Linked DNA regions of Homo sapiens: regions 1 and 2 are each linked to region 3. Evidence: chromatin contacts called from ENCODE Hi-C or POLR2A ChIA-PET data. All regions are on one chromosome and are shown on one strand. The core of a region is the stretch at or near the end of the contact, and the rest is flanking DNA. Distances in the headings are between cores, read along the strand shown.

Evidence for each region. A loop is a pair of places that touch in the nucleus more often than their neighbours do. ChIA-PET counts read pairs that join two places held with the same protein, here RNA polymerase II (POLR2A). Pooled maps may share reads with other maps.
Region 1: a loop to region 3 is called in a map of CD8-positive, alpha-beta T cell, with 21 times the contacts of the local background. The contact joins the promoter of TWSG1-DT here to the promoter of VAPA in region 3. A Hi-C loop is called at or near these places in 9 of 168 maps with a recorded cell type or tissue (CD4-positive, alpha-beta T cell, CD4-positive, alpha-beta memory T cell, CD8-positive, alpha-beta T cell and 5 more), 22 of 37 single-sample maps with no recorded cell type and 22 of 50 pooled maps. POLR2A ChIA-PET finds 5 or more read pairs at or near these places in 6 of 52 experiments (CD4-positive, alpha-beta T cell, WTC11, activated B cell and 3 more).
Region 2: a loop to region 3 is called in a map with no recorded cell type, with 5 times the contacts of the local background. The contact joins the enhancer-like site here to the promoter of VAPA in region 3. A Hi-C loop is called at or near these places in 8 of 37 single-sample maps with no recorded cell type and 6 of 50 pooled maps. POLR2A ChIA-PET finds 5 or more read pairs at or near these places in 2 of 52 experiments (GM12878 and activated T-cell).

The regions. Positions count from the first base shown.
Region 1 is chr18:9,332,915-9,335,979 of GRCh38, forward strand. It overlaps TWSG1-DT (TWSG1 divergent transcript), which reads right to left and starts at 1,555. Exons shown (of 3, transcript NR_183523.1): 1 at 1,223-1,555. TWSG1 (twisted gastrulation BMP signaling modulator 1) reads left to right here and starts at 1,859. Exons shown (of 5, transcript NM_020648.6): 1 at 1,859-2,006. RefSeq lists a silencer at 1,560-2,349 and enhancers at 2,147-2,647, 2,410-2,459.
Region 2 is chr18:9,060,681-9,063,708 of GRCh38, forward strand. It overlaps LOC124904243 (a long non-coding RNA gene), which reads right to left. Exons shown (of 2, transcript XR_007066278.1): 2 at 751-2,078. Among named protein-coding and RNA genes, the nearest start is that of NDUFV2, 41 kb to the right of the region's middle. Within about 2 kb of position 1,576, at least 5 of the 41 ENCODE cell types and tissues checked have a DNase peak (open chromatin) inside an H3K27ac peak, as active enhancers do; they include GM12878, where a contact is called at or near this core.
Region 3 is chr18:9,912,246-9,915,337 of GRCh38, forward strand. It overlaps VAPA (VAMP associated protein A), which reads left to right and starts at 1,771. Exons shown (of 6, transcript NM_194434.3): 1 at 1,771-2,090. The coding sequence starts at 2,012. It overlaps LOC124904245 (a long non-coding RNA gene), which reads right to left and starts at 1,703. Exons shown (of 2, transcript XR_007066284.1): 1 at 1,467-1,703; 2 at 688-1,088. RefSeq lists silencers at 1,706-1,755, 1,966-2,755 and an enhancer at 2,273-2,890.

The DNA of each region.
Region 1 (3,065 bases), core at 305-2,804, 580 kb before region 3:
TCTAAAACCACGCTGTTCTTCCTACTGTTTTAAAATATATACTTATTTTTCATTAAATATTTGTTATCATATAATGGGTTTGTTATTTTTAAATGAAATAATGAATATGTAAAAAATTGTTTTAATTTTGAAAGTATTAACAGATGTAGCACACATACACAAAACCTCTTTGGCATGCTCCATAATTTTCAGGAGTGTAAAGGGATTCCGAGACGAAAAAGTTTGAGAACCTCTGATCTGCGGTATCACTTTTTAATGGCTGAATTAGTGCATTGATCGGAAGTTTCCTAATTCACTTAACTAGTATATAATGCCAAGAATAAGATTCTTATACTTAAATTTGGGTATACCCTTAATTATTTCTCTAGGATAATTTTCAAGGATGATTTTTAAAACCCATATTTATTGTACAAAAGTGGGCTAACATCAGTAATGCAATCCACCCCCAGCCAATCAGCTGTTTTCATTCTGTTTCCTTCCAATCAACAAAGGTGGGTGGTAGGCATTTACGATTTACCAGCATAAGGGTTTGACACTAGGTCATCATTTCCAAGGGAAGGTGCCCCGCGGACGGTCTGGTCTAGCGGGCTCTAACTTAATCACCCTGGAATCTTCTTTAAAAAGCAAATTCCGGCCGGGCACTATGGTTCACACCTGTCATCCCAACGATTTAGGAGACCGCGGTGGGAGGATCGCTTGAGCCCCGAAATTTGAAACCAGCTTGGGCAACATAGCAAGACCTCCATATCTACAAAAAAATAAAATATTAGCCAGGCGTGGTGGTGCGCGCCCGTAGCCCCAGCTACTCGGGAGGCTGAGGCGGGAGGATTGCTTGAGCCTAGGAGGTGGAGGCTGCAGCGAGCCTGATGTTGTCACTGCCCTCCAGCCTGGTGAGAGTGAGACCTTGTCTCAAAAGAAAAAAAAAAAAAAGCAACCCAGAGTTGTGGGAAAGAACTGAGTGTCATTCTCAATGTTTTTAACCTACGTGCTAACCGCGCACCTTCTACCTAGGCTGCGCGACCTCCGCGCCCGGATCCATGGCGCCCCCTCTTCTCGACTCCCGATGCAGAGCTCCGATGCAGAGCTCAGCGCCAGCCACTCACAAGGAGCCTGGCAAGTTTTATCGAATTGGTGAACGAAGTTCGAAAGCTCTACCCTTGGAGATCCTTATTCAGTAGGTCTGAGGTAGACCTAGGAAACGCGCATTTTATATAAATCCTACCTCTGACGGCAAACGACAAGGGGTTCACGTGCCAGCTCTCCTCGGCGACGCGCTAGGCTACTCAGCGCCCCGAGCCTCGGCCTCGCATCGCTAGAACCCGGCCATGGCCGCTTCCTTACAGGGCAGCTGTGAGGAGTCCTGAGGAATTTTAGTACACGGCATATCCTCAGCGTAGTGGCTAGCACATCACAAGGCTTTAATCTTAACACTGTTGATCTTAACACTGCAACTGAGGGGGCCCGGAGAATGGGCCTGACAGGAGGGTCTGTCGGAACCTGAGGGACTGGGGATCCCGGTGCGGAGAAGCGCGAAGGGAAATCGCGTTGAGCAGCTGGGGTGGGTGCGCCTGGGGGCGTGGCCTGCGGGCCGGCGGGCGGGCGGGAGCCTGCGGTGGAGGCGTGGCACGAGGGAGGGGCGAAACCGGGTGGCGCGGAGGGGGCGTGGCGTTGGGAGGGGCGGGGGGAGTGGGCGGGGCCGAGATGGGGGCGTGCGCGCTGACAGGAGCGCCGGGGGAGTGAGAGACGCCTCCTGGCGGGAGCTGGCGGCTGTGGACCCCAGCGGGGGCGGAGGGGAAGAGGGGAGCAGGGGCGGGGAGCAAGGAGCCGGGAGGAGGGCGGCGGGCGGGCCTGTCTCTTTAAGGTGCCCGAGGCTCGCGGGCGCTGCGCTGAGGGGACGGCGGGAGGCGCGGCCTGGCCTCGCACTCAAAGCCGCCGCAGCGCGCCCCGGGCTCGGCCGACCCGGCGGGGATCTAGGGGTGGGCGACTTCGCGGGACCGTGGCGCATGGTGAGTGGGAGCGGCTGGGGGGTTGTGCAGCCTCTTGGCCTCTTGGTTGGGAAGGGGCCGGGCGCCGAGCTCGGCCCTCTAGAGGCCCGGGGCCGCGGCGAGCTTCGCGGGGGCCGGGAGAAGCCTGGGCCCGGCTGCGCGGAGGACAAAGTGGGGGTGCTGGGCGCGGGCGCACAGGCCGGACGCCGGGAGCCAGCAGCATCTCTGCGCCGCTTTGGTCCAGACCATCTCTGGGCCGGCCCGCGTCCTCCGCAGCCCGCGTCGGCCGAGCCGGGGTGGGGGTGGTTCCGGGTGCCCGGTCCCCCACACCGCTACCGGCCTCTGCCTCGCGGGGCGTCCGGCGCCTTCGGGGCCCTGGCACCGCTCTACAGAGGCTCGGCTCTGCCCTGGTCGCTGTCAGTGCCATCTCCCTTAACGAGAAACTTGGGCGTGATGTATGCGAAACAATTTTGATGCATGATGGTTTCTAACTCCTTAGGAAAAGATAAGTCCTTTAATTCTATTACCTGATTTCGACATGGTCGTAGTTACTTGAATACTTTTTCCAGTGAAATTTGGGGAGTAAGATGAATTTGTGGAACATTTCATAAGACAACCGTAAAAGATGGGAAAGGGGGGAAATCCCAGTTTTCATGGTTGTAGGATGAAAACTAGTTCCACGACAGTTAGTCTCCAAATAACCTTATTTGGCCTCCGCAAATATGTACTGGTTGCTCCAGAAATCATCCTACTTGGTATGCGGCGTTAGATACATTAGAAAATTAGTTACTAACGGTCTTTAGGGAATGCTTTGTGAGCCTCAGTAACGATCACCAGGGTTTTCTCTTTCAAAATTGACTCATACCAGGTCCAAAGCCCTTTATTCTTTTCACCCTTTTATTATTTTTCCTTTAATGTACTTTGTAACACTTAGAATAAAAGTTTAGAGTAATCATAAATGCCCCCATAAACTCACTATTTATCCCTCTTACGTCAGTAGTCATTTATTTTAATTTATTATGTTTGATAGGGAGGTGTTTTAACCTGAAGAAATGATATCTTCCCGTATTTAAAGTTTAA
Region 2 (3,028 bases), core at 326-2,825, 850 kb before region 3:
AACTCTTCTAGGCCTTGTACTTCCCCCAGCACTTCCATAGGCATCTGCTGGATGGTCCCTCACTGGGCATCAGCACCACACAGAAGGGAGGTGGTCTCCATAGTAATTAATGTGAATGAGGAGAGTCAGCACACCAGTGGTCTAGCCAGGCTAAAATTTCTTAAAAGGAAATGGCGAACTGATTTTCTTTGTAAAAATTCAGGCCCTGCTCTTTTTCTTTCTTTCTTTCTTTCTTTTTTTTTTTTTTTTTTTTTTTTTTGTGGCCTGGCCAACTGTCCCTCCCTAGGCAAAAGTGGACTTGGATTTCTTTTGTTTCAGCAATCATTATCTGCTACCTTTACTCTAAAAATGCACTTTCCACCTGTCCCCATCTTCTACTTAAGCCTAAGGGATTACAAAAGGACTCATGTTTACCACTATATGTTGAATCAAGGAGTATCAACAAATTGGAAATTAGCCTAATCCCTTAAACTTCATATAATCTGTTTCCTTCATTTTGCTCCCATCTCCAAATATTTCATTCAGTACCAAAGTCCCCAAGAGAAAATGGATTCCTTCCTAGCTGGACCTGGGGCATCTGGCCAGATCCCCATCATGTTTCACCCCAAGCTACCCCTTAATCCCAGATGGAGCTTTAGACTCCTTTGAGAGAGATGAGGCCTGTCAAGAACTGTAAAAGCTCTGGAACTTTCTCCAACTTACACTGTTAACTGTTTCATTGATGCTGGCAGAAGACATAAGACTCTTGGGTCAGAGACAAAGGATTTTATTACTAACAGCACAGCACAGCAAACAACATGAGCATATTTGCACTAGTTCCCTTCCCCATACACAACACAGGGATGACATGATAGTCCTAGATGATACCTGCGCATGCAGTGGGTTGCATTACAGGAGAGGAACCCAGGGCTAAGGGCCCAGCCCTTGAGCAAGCAGCAAATAAGCCAGTCTTTCTCCACTTTGACCTGCTTAATTGCCTGTGTGACTAACCAGAGAAACCATTCAGTATCAGGAGACAGATCAGTCTTAAAATCCAGTACACTCGGCTGGACGCAGTGGCTCACACCTGTAATGCCAGCACTTTGGGAGGCCAACGAGGGCGGATCACCTGAGGTCAGGGTTTCAAAACTAGCCTGGCCAACATGTCTCCACTAAAAATACAAAAATTAGTCAGGCGTGGTGGTGGATGCCTGTAATCCCAGCTACTCGGGAGGCTGAGGCAAGAGAATAGCTTGAACCCAGAAAACGGAGGTTGCAGTGAGTTGAGATCACGCCACTGCACTCCAGCCTGAGCGACAGAGTGAGTGAGACTCCGTCTCAAAAAAAAAAAAAAAAAAAAATCCAGCACACTCAGCAAGAACAGGCAGGGACCTTCAGGGTCCATGGTGGGCTGCCTTTCCCAATAGGACCCACATACTTCTCATTATTCTGATCTTTCCTTCAGAATTACCTAGTCCAAGGGAGTACAACACTGAGAGCTAGTGGCCCTGGCTAGCTGTTAAAGACTGCGAGAAAAGTACTACTAGTTGCTGAAGGAAAACGGATTGTGGGATGTAAATTTGTCTCCTTATATTTAAACAAAAACACTCAAAACCCTCTTCCCCAACCCTTCTACTGTTTCAGTTCCTACTGGTCTGTTCTGTAAGTTCTCAGTTCCTGTTAGATTGTAATACTGAAAAAGAAACCCTGTCTACCCTCTAAGTTGGATGGAGAATTCAACATAAATAAGAAAGATATATCTACTAAGCAACTGAAACTTAATATGTCCAAAACCAAACTTCTGGACTTCTTCACACACCATGCTGTCTTCTCCCATACCTTCCCCTCCATAGAGAAGGTAACCATCATCCTTCCAGGCGCTCCTGCCAGCAGTCTCGGAATCAGGCTTGATTCCTCTTTTTCTCTCCCATTTCATGGCTTGCTCAACCTCCCAGGCTATCCAGAACCTGAGTGGCTCCCTTCCTCCATGATGAAGCCACCATCACTTCTTGCCTGGATTGTTGCAGTAGCCTCCAAACTGTTTTTCTGCTTCAGTCTTTACTTTCTCACACCATTCTCAATTCAGCAGCCACAGGGTCCTTTCCAAATGGAAAACCACATCATATCTCTTCCTACTCAAAACCTCCCATTGACTCCTAACTCATTCAGAATAGAAGGCCAGCCAGGTGTGGTGGTGAACACTTGTAGTCCCAGCTACTCAAGAGGCTGAGGGGAGGACAGCTTTAGCCAAAGAAAGAAGAAGGAGGAGGAGGAGGAGGAGGAGGAAGAAGAGAAGAAAGCTAACTCCTTGTAGTGACGTGCAAGGTCCTACATCTCTTTGATCTGATTACTGTCCTCTCACGGCCTCCCCATGCCCCACCCCCCAATACCTGGAACACAAATGCCCATGCCTGGCCCTTGGCATATGCACAACCCCTCCCTCCGCCCGGATGCCCCCTCCACCAGCTGTCCACGGGGCTTATTCCTGCTGCTTCTTCAGGGCTCCCCTACCCCAGCATTCCCCATTGCTTTATTTGTTTGTTTGTTTTGAGACAGAGTCTCACTCTGTCGCCCAGGCTGGAGTACAATGATGCAATCTTGGCTCACTACAACCTCCACCTCCCGGGTTCAAGCGATTCTCCCACCTCAGGCTTCTTAGTAGCTGGGATTACAAGCGCCCACCACCGTGCCTGGCTAATTTTTGTATTTTTAGTAGAGATGGGGTTTCGCCATGTTGCCCAGGCTGGTCTCGAACTCCTGAGCTCAAGTAATCTTCCCACCTAGGCCTCCCAAAGTGCTGGGATTACAGGCGTGAGCCACCATGCCCAGCCCCCTGTGTTATTTTTATCCATAGCACTTATCACTATCTGAGGTAGTGAAGATGTCTATTTCCTTGTTATGATCTGTTTCCTCTGACTACAATAAAAACTCCATGAAGTCAGGGATTCTATTTGCCACTGTGCTCCAAACCCCAATGCCTAAAAGCTGTCTGTCATACACTAGGTATCTAATAAATTGTTGTTGAATTCATTAATTCTACTCATATTTA
Region 3 (3,092 bases), core at 521-3,020:
ACAGAGCGAGACTCCCTCTCAAAAAAAAAAAAAAAAAAAAAGAAAGAAAGAAATGATGGCACAAACCCAAAGACTGAGCAGCAGCAAGATTTATTGTGAAGAGCAAAAGAACAAAGCTTCCACAATGTGGAAAAGGACCCAAGCAGGCTGCCCCTGCAGGCTGGGGTGGCCAGTTTTTATTGGCTTATTTGTCCCTGCCCATGCCCTGCTGATTGGTCCATTTTACAGAGTGCTGATTGGTCCATTTTACAAACCTCTAGCTACCTACAGAGTGCTGATAGGTGCGTTTTTACAGAGCACTGATTGGTGCATTTTACAAAACTCTAGCTAGCTACAGAGTGCTGATTGGTGCATTTTACAATCCTCTTGTAAGAAAAGTTCTCCAAGTCCCCACCCAACCCAGAAATCCAGCTGGCTTCACCTCTCACTCCCAGGAATTTCAGGGCTGAAAACACATTCCTCGTGGGTGGCACAATCTTCTGTGAATGCCAGGCTAGCAATTCCAGCAGGCTGTTCCTGGATGGACCCTAATACCTGGATCGCACATGAAAACTTGGATTTGGTGCCTACTTCTAGACTGCTGTTTCGTCTCGTTTATTTTCTAGACAAACTGTGCTGCTCCATGGCAGTAGCATCAATATGTCTTTTGTTTCGTGGCGCTACCTAGGGATTTAAATTCAAACCGTATCACAAAATACAATAAAGGTTTATTTACAGCACATTGGTTTCATTTGACGTTCCTGTACCGGACTACCCTGGCAATCGGCTAAAGTTTTGTCAGCAAGTTTGCTGCTGGGATTTTTCTTATTTGGTTCAGTTTACTACAGCCTATCGTAAGTGATGCAGATGGAGTTAGTTTCTAACATGTGAACGTGAGAACTGTTTTGGTTTGGGTCCATCATTAAAACTGAAGAAGATTATTTGGGTTCGATGGTGTAGATTTTTGACTTTTATTTCTAGTTTCTGTGTGCTTTGTCATATTTCCCCTTGCTTCCTAGACGAGGTGTGTTTCCTTATCTGATTTTGCATCACTGGAGAGAACTCAGGAAGCAGGAGAGGCTGAATTGGATACCACGGGGAATGCAGCCCTGCCAACAGAGGACTGGATAGAATTAGAGCAAACGGACACATCCCCCCACGCCTGTTCTCCACAGGGCAGATTTTATTAATATATTTCTAACATTGGGGCCTCGTTTCAGTCTTCAAGTTTTTTCTTTTTTAGCGCAAACTAGACGCGCTCTGAGAGCCAAAATTAGCGTCCGCGAACCCCACCCCATTGCCTCCAACAGACCTAGCTCTCCTTTCCACCCTCAAACAGCCGTTACTACAGTTCCCAGCAAGCACCGCGCAGGGCCGCAAAGGGCCAGGCCCTCGGCGAAGGCCCCGCCCCGCAGGGGGCATGCCGGGAGTTGTAGTGAGTGGGCGCTTCCCTACTACTACTTGTCCCTTCCACTGGGCATTCCCACTTGGAAGAGTGTGATGCGCTGCCAGAGCAGTTTCTCTAGTTCCGTACTCGGAGCTCAAGGTGACAGAGGACTGCGCTTCCAGCCCTGCGCTGCGCATCGCGTCGGTCCCGCGGACCTTTGCCCCGCCTCCTTCCACACCCGTTCCCTTGACAGCTGGGCTGCGCTCCGGGCCGCGGCAAGCCGCGAGCGCGCAGGCGCAGCAGCCCCGCGCCGCGCTAGGCCGGCCTGGAGGGCGGGACAAGCGCTAGAAGCTCCCGGCCGGGGGCGCGCACGTAGGCACGCAGAGGCCGTCACGTGGGTCGCCGAGGCTCGCAAGTGCGCGTGGCCGTGGCGGCTGGTGTGGGGTTGAGTCAGTTGTGGGACCCGGAGCTGCTGACCCAGCGGGTGGCCCACCGAACCGGTGACACAGCGGCAGGCGTTAGGGCTCGGGAGCCGCGAGCCTGGCCTCGTCCTAGAGCTCGGCCGAGCCGTCGCCGCCGTCGTCCCCCGCCCCCAGTCAGCAAACCGCCGCCGCGGGCGCGCCCCCGCTCTGCGCTGTCTCTCCGATGGCGTCCGCCTCAGGGGCCATGGCGAAGCACGAGCAGATCCTGGTCCTCGATCCGCCCACAGACCTCAAATTCAAAGGTAGGCAGAACGGGGACACCCCCGGGTGGGGTGGGGCGCGCGGACCGCTGGCTGTCGGCGGGGGGGCGCGGAGGGCACGTCCGCGGCCCTGGCCCGAGGGAGCGCCCCCTCCCCCACGCCCCGGCGCCTTCCCTTTCCCGGCTGCTTTCTTGCCGCCACCTCGGCCGGCCTGCCCCTTGCTCCGGCCCGCTTCATCCCCTCCCGCCCGCCCTCGCTGCGGTGCGCGCGCCGGCCGGGGCGAGGCGGAGGGGAGCCCGGCCCTGGCGCCGCCGCCGCCGCCATCTTGCGGTCCCGCGGGGGCGCCTCCTGGGCGTCCGGTCCCGCCCGCGCCGCGGTCCGCCTGGGCCCGCGTCCTTGGCCCCAGAGGCCGACGGCGTGCTTCGGCGGGGCGTGGGCGGCTGGGCACCCGAGGGCGTGCGCTCTGGGCTGCGGCGGGGAGTGGGCTCTGGAGGTGGCGCAAGCTGCGTCTGTCGCCCGCTCCCGGCTGTCAGCGGCGCGGGGAGGCTAGGGCACGGCGCGGGACCCCTTGGGAGTGAGAGCCGCCCCCCGACCCCTGCCCCGGCCCGGGGAGAGCTCGCTGCAGCCGGCCCTCGGGTTCCGCGGAGGGCGTCGCTTGTCACCTTTCCGCCAGGTTTAGAACTCGGCCGTCAGGTGTAGGACGCGCCGGGGAGGTGGAGAGTCCTTGGAGGTGCCTGGCGAGGGCTGCCCGGTGCTGTTGGCACGGACCCAGGTGCGTGCGGGCAGGAGCGATGCGTCAGCCGCAAACGGAGAGTTGTAGGTTCATAGTAGCGGGGCTTCCTGCCTTCTACGACATTTCAGTGTGCCACCCGCGTGCTTTTATTTAGCCCTTTAGTTGAGCTCCTCTGCTGAGAAACCTTCAGTGCGTGTGACTTTTTTGCTTTTACGTTTGCGGTTTCCGACAGATCCTGAGAAGGCTGATAAGGTGTCACCCAGCTCTGGAACTTTGTAGGTTTTTGTAGTACTGCCTGTGATAAGTTTTTT